2 separate regions of the Homo sapiens genome follow, and region 2 is linked to region 1. The links are chromatin contacts, found by Hi-C in ENCODE. All regions are on one chromosome and are shown on one strand. The core of a region is the stretch at or near the end of the contact, and the rest is flanking DNA. Distances in the headings are between cores, read along the strand shown. Region 1 holds the start of SH3TC1 (SH3 domain and tetratricopeptide repeats 1). Region 2 holds the start of GPR78 (G protein-coupled receptor 78).

Region 1 (2,950 bases), core at 62-2,561:
GACTTCACCCCCAGGGGATCAATATCTGAGCTATGTTTGGCTGCTATGATTAGAGGAGGGGGCTACTGGCATCCAGTGGGTGGAGGCCAGGGACCAGCTAAAACCCTCCAGTGCACAGGACAGCCCCCCGCCCTGCAACAAAGAAGGATGCGGCCCCAAATGTCGGTAGTGCCTTGGTTGAAAAGCCCAGCCCTAAAGCCTTCAGAACCAGTCAGACCTGGTTCCAGTCTTATCTTCTTGTTGGTCACTGGCCTTGGGCATGTCACATTACCTCCCTGAGCCTTAGTTTTCCTGTCTGTGAGATGGATACATAACTATTTGACTTAGGGATTATTCTTGGTTTTCTCAAACCAGGTGTGTGTAAAGCTCCGACCTATCACAGCACAGGCTGGAGGGATCCCTCCCATTCCCACTTCCTAGAGCTGGGCCGGAGCCCGCAGCCCACACCCACCACGTGGGTGCTCACACTCCTGTGTTGGCAAGGGCATCAGAGCAGGCAGACAGGCGGGACCAACAGGGCAATTTGAGTTCAGTTCTGCCTCTTGTCCCAGCTGACGTGAGCCCAGGCCAGGCTTCCTCAGCAGGCAGGGGCGAGATTACGTGCTTTGGCCTTGGGTCTGCCTGGCTGGGAAGGTTTCTGCTCTCAAACCTGGCTCAGGCCTGGAGACGGTGGGAGGGTAAAGAGGTAGACCCGTTGGGACAGGCCAGGCTAGCAAGGAGAGCTTGCGGTGAGGAGGAGGGGAGCCCATCTCTTCCCCTAAATGTTCCCATTGATGGAGCCAGTGGCCCGGAGGGCACCCGGGCAGAGACGGAAGAAATTGCACGTGAGCGTTTGTGTGCATACGTGTGCCTGTCCATGTGTGCACACACTTGTGCTTGTGAGTCTCTGTGTGCCCATGCATATGTATGTGTGTCTGCATGCACATGCGTGTGTGTGTGCATGCATGTATGTGTGCAGGCATGCGTGTGTGTGTGTGTGCAGTAAATGGAAGAGGAACAGAGATCAGAGCTGAGGCTGGCAGGGCTGAGGCAGCCGGTGGCTGGTGGACTTCCCCAATCCCAGCCTGGCGGGGGACTGGGTGCCCCTAGCCTCTACTACAGAGCCTGGGGGCTGGGCAGCGGGCAGGCAGGACAGGGCCTGGACCTCGTCCAGGAAAGAGCTAATGATCAACCGGCTGCGGTGTCTGTGCAGCCGCCCTGGGCCTGCCTCTCCGTCACCGGCCCTCAGGCGCAGGGAGGAAGTAGGGCAGGAAGCAGGGGGCGGAGGCCGCTGTGCAGTCAGCCTGGCTGTGGGCGGCCCCTGCCTGCTCCGTCCAGCTGGAGACAGCCCCGTGGGGCCAGCCAGCGCTGGGCCAGGAGCGGCCACCTGGTTCCTGCGTGCTACGGCCCTGTGGGCCTGGGAGCTGCCTCTGAGGAACACGCCGCAGGTATGGGGGGCTCCGGGGCAGGCGGGGCGTGGACTGGCCGAGCAGGCTGCTGTCTGCCAGTCTTGCCATGGTTGGATCTTTACACTTTCTTGAGGACTTTTCTGACCTGTTTGGGATGGGGGTGGAGCGAAACTGCGAGCTGGGGGCCTCGGGGAGGTCGTCGGCACCCTCAGCAGACCCCACTCAGAGCTCACAGGTGCTGGCAGTGCCAATCCGCAGTGATTGAGGGCAATGATTTCAGCTTTGACCAAGCACCCTTGCTTCTGGGACCTGGCCTGACCCCGTGCTGGCCCTTGGCATGAGCGGCCCTGGGGGTCTGGGAGCAGAGCCAGCCTGTCGCTGGATTCCAAGTCCAGCGGATCTCAGGTGTGACCCCAGCGCCCGGTTAGCTTGGGCCACACTACCAGACCTACCAGGGCGAGCCCAGCGCCTCAGCCTCACCCGGCACCGCAGTGGCTATAACTGGCCACTCTGATGCCGCCACCTGGGCCTCTTTTCCAACAACCAAATGGACCAGCAACTGGACCAGGGGCTTCAGCCTGAAAATTCCAGGGAGGGTCTGGGCCCAGCCTTCAACTGCAGGTGTGCCGGGGCGTGTGCTCCTGTGTGTGTACACCACTGAGACCCCCTCTGGGCCTGTGCGTGATCCCCAGGAGCCCTGGGAGCCCTGCCCTGTCTGTGAAGCGGGAGTTTCCAACCTTTTGCCGTTGACGAGGCTCAGATGAGATGAATAGCAAAGTGACGCTGGGGGGTGTTAGCGGTGTCGGCCAGTGCCAGGGCCAGGGGCAGCCTGCATGTGGGCCGGCCACTCAGGGTGTGGCCTCCCAGCGCCAGGCAGCGGGGCTGCGGCTGAGCTTGTGGCTGGAGGCAAGGCTGGGCCCGAGTCAGGTCTGGGTTTAGGATGGGTATGTGGGGGCTGGGCTCTGACCACCTGGGTTCAACCCCACCTGTGCTGCTTGGCTGTGTGACCTTGGGCAGGCAGAGTCACCGCAGCTGATGGCTCATCCGTGAAAGGGGCACAGCTGTGCCTCCCTCCTCCAGGTGAGCCGAGGATGCTGTGAGCACCCTGGATGGCCATAATTATGTGACTGTCAACACTGTTGTTGACAGTGATGACAACTGTGTCCCGTGTGGGGCGCTGGGCCAGCGTTTTTTGCATGGAGACGTCACTCACTCTTCCAGCAACACGGGTGACGATGGCCGCACAACACAGAAGAGCAAGGCAGGGCCCAGCAGCGCACGGGTGCGCCGGTTTCCCCTGCTGCCAGAGCGCAGGACACAGCCCTCTCGGTCGTGTTCTCTCGCGGCTCTGGAGGTCGGAATTCCGAACTCAAGGCGTCCCTCAGAAGGCTACTGGGCGGCTCCTCCCTGCCTCTTCCCGCTGCCTGTGGCTCAGGGCGCTCCTTGGCTGTGATTACATCAGTCCACTCTCCGCCCTGGTGGTCACATGGCCTCCTGCCCGGCTCCTCTGTGTGTCTCCGTGTCCTCTCTTTTACTTACAAGGACACCACGCACTGGATTTA
Region 2 (3,148 bases), core at 283-2,782, 380 kb after region 1:
ATTGTCTCCCTTTGGAGTAGTTGAGAGGTGACAGAGGCTGCTGTGAGTGGCTAGACCAAAGTCTCCCTGTGAAGCCACGTGATGACTCCACCGCTCCCCAGAGCTGCACATGGTCGCTCAGAAGCCTTGGAGGGGTTGGGGGAGGCCCCTGCTCTCAAGCCCCCACTATCACAATCACTTTGTCCCAGCTATTCACCTGCAAACTTGCTTGATCTGCAGAAGCTGCAGAGTGGCCCACTCTTCCTGGACATGTCAGGAAAACTTTGACGTGGCTGCTCTAGCTTCAGGGAAGGTCTAATTTGGTGAAAATTTGAAAGCAGGTTTGTGGGAGTGCCAGGGAGAAATGGGGAGAGAGAAAGCCTCTGTATTTGATGGATGGCAATGGCTTGGAGCTGGTGTGATGGCCTCTCTGGATGACAAGGACATTGGACTTAGAGCCAGAAGGACTGAGGTATGAATCTCGGCATTCCTGGTTTGTAGTTATGGGGACTTGGCAGAGACACTTGAATGAAACTTCCTTTGCCCAGGTATAAGACGGACCCCCTAATAAAGGTTGACTGTGTTCTGATCCTTCACTGCCTGCTGGGATGTCCTCAGCATTTTGTGCATGTTGGCCAATTTAACCCTAACAGCAACCACCAGAGGCAGATGCTATTGCTGGCTATTAATATCCCCATGTGACAGATGAGAATGTGAGGCCCAAGGGGTTTAAGTGGGGCTATGAATATCCCCATGTGACAGATGAGAATGTGAGGCCCAAGGCACAGAACCAGGGGTGCCCCAGCATGCCAGTTGTGCACCTGTGGCTTTTCCCTTGGCCACTTTGCAGCACCGGCACGAGAGAGGCCCACAGGGTGAGCCTCCACACCACCAGCCACCCTTTGTCCCTCAGAAAGGGCTGGCAGAGCCTGCAGGTGAGGGTGGGTGTGGGGAGGGGTGGGCAATCGTCTGCCCTTCATTTCTGTCATGTTGTGGCTGTCACTGGGGAGAAAATGCCAAAAAGCTTCCTGGAAGAAGCAGCTTCCAGGAGGCTTCACCATATCCTTGTCCTGCCAAGTGGCCACGAATGGATTAGAAGATTCCCACTGGGTGAGAAGGCTCAGAAGCCACCACAGAGGATGGCGGAGGTGGGAGAGGCCTCGCACCGCGGGGCTCCAGGAGCCAGGTGAAGGACAGGCATTTCTGTATGGCACCCAGTTCTGGGTGGGTCCTCCCAAGGTGCCCCCTTCTTTGTCTCTCCCTCTGTTGCTTTTCTCTCCTCTTCCCTCTTCTTCCCCCCACTTCCTCTTCACTTTTTCTTCACTTTTTCTTCTTCTTCTCTTTCCTTCCCCCATGCCTTTCTCAACCTTGTTTCCACTTCTTGTCGCTCTTCTTGCTTCAACAAACGTCGATGCAGTCACAGTTCCTGGGCTGAGGCTGGGGGATGGGAGGAAGTCCTGAGGGCAGCCCCCGCCCCCTTCCCCGCCCCGTCACTCCCTCTGCCCCGCCTGCACAGCTTCTTGCCAATTCATTCCCGCCCCTACCGCCCCTATAAGCCACCAGGTCGCTCCAGTTTGGTGCCAGCGCCTGGAGGGAGAGGCGTGGCGAGGGCTGTGCTGCCTAGGATCCACTGAGTGGCTCTTGCTGGCGTGTCAGCTGCGCGCGAACCAGGGCTGGGAGGCTCGGCTGGAGGTGTGACCAGGGCAGGGACTGACCTGGCCCGGAACAGAAGCGCGCAGAGTCCCATCCTGCCACGCCACGAGGAGAGAAGAAGGAAAGATACAGTGTTAGGAAAGAGACCTCCCTCGCCCCTACGCCCCGCGCCCCTGCGCCTCGCTTCAGCCTCAGGACAGTCCTGCCGGGACGGTGAGCGCATTCAGCACCCTGGACAGCACCGCGGTTGCGCTGCCTCCAGGGCGGCCCCGGGCTGCTCCTGCTCCGCAGAGCTACGCCCTCCCCCCGGGTGCCCCGGACCCTGCACTTGCCGCCGCTTTCCTCGCGCTGCTCTGGACCTTGCTAGCCGGCTCTGCACCTCCCAGAAGCCGTGGGCGCGCCGCTCAGCTGCTCCATCGCCTCACTTTCCCAGGCTCGCGCCCGAAGCAGAGCCATGAGAACCCCAGGGTGCCTGGCGAGCCGCTAGCGCCATGGGCCCCGGCGAGGCGCTGCTGGCGGGTCTCCTGGTGATGGTACTGGCCGTGGCGCTGCTATCCAACGCACTGGTGCTGCTTTGTTGCGCCTACAGCGCTGAGCTCCGCACTCGAGCCTCAGGCGTCCTCCTGGTGAATCTGTCTCTGGGCCACCTGCTGCTGGCGGCGCTGGACATGCCCTTCACGCTGCTCGGTGTGATGCGCGGGCGGACACCGTCGGCGCCCGGCGCATGCCAAGTCATTGGCTTCCTGGACACCTTCCTGGCGTCCAACGCGGCGCTGAGCGTGGCGGCGCTGAGCGCAGACCAGTGGCTGGCAGTGGGCTTCCCACTGCGCTACGCCGGACGCCTGCGACCGCGCTATGCCGGCCTGCTGCTGGGCTGTGCCTGGGGACAGTCGCTGGCCTTCTCAGGCGCTGCACTTGGCTGCTCGTGGCTTGGCTACAGCAGCGCCTTCGCGTCCTGTTCGCTGCGCCTGCCGCCCGAGCCTGAGCGTCCGCGCTTCGCAGCCTTCACCGCCACGCTCCATGCCGTGGGCTTCGTGCTGCCGCTGGCGGTGCTCTGCCTCACCTCGCTCCAGGTGCACCGGGTGGCACGCAGACACTGCCAGCGCATGGACACCGTCACCATGAAGGCGCTCGCGCTGCTCGCCGACCTGCACCCCAGGTATTGGCCCAGTGCATGCCGACAGGCCCAGGCCAGGGACTTGGGCGCTCCCTGGGCAGTTGGCTTGAGGAGCCTGTGGGCATCACCACCGTTACTCCGCCCAGAGTTCACCAGCCACAGCACTGCCCCTGCACGCTGCTCACAGGGGTTTCCTGTTGGTTCATTGGTGCAGACACTGCGGGGGCCTCTGCCTCCTGGGATATGTGCTCAGTGCACAGGGAGCTTTGCGCAGAGCTGTGGGGTGTGCTTCTCCGGGAGGGGTTCCGCGGGCTCTGCTGTGGGCGGCCAGACACACCCCTCCTGTGCATGGCTGTGGGTCTGAGGCATCTGCTTGTTTCTGCCCACTGCTGACCCAGT

What was found. A loop is a pair of places that touch in the nucleus more often than their neighbours do. Pooled maps may share reads with other maps.
Region 2: a pooled map shows a loop between it and region 1 (2.6-fold over the local background). The contact joins the promoter of GPR78 here to the promoter of SH3TC1 in region 1. A Hi-C loop is called at or near these places in 1 of 168 maps with a recorded cell type or tissue (Calu3) and 1 of 50 pooled maps.

What each region holds. Positions count from the first base shown.
Region 1 is chr4:8,197,979-8,200,928 of GRCh38, forward strand. It overlaps SH3TC1 (SH3 domain and tetratricopeptide repeats 1), which reads left to right and starts at 1,312. Exons shown (of 18, transcript NM_018986.5): 1 at 1,312-1,427. RefSeq lists enhancers at 549-648, 999-1,118, 2,149-2,198, 2,329-2,378, 2,509-2,658 and a silencer at 1,329-1,518.
Region 2 is chr4:8,578,860-8,582,007 of GRCh38, forward strand. GPR78 (G protein-coupled receptor 78) reads left to right here and starts at 1,533. Exons shown (of 3, transcript NM_080819.5): 1 at 1,533-2,791. The coding sequence starts at 2,124. RefSeq lists an enhancer at 1,693-2,354.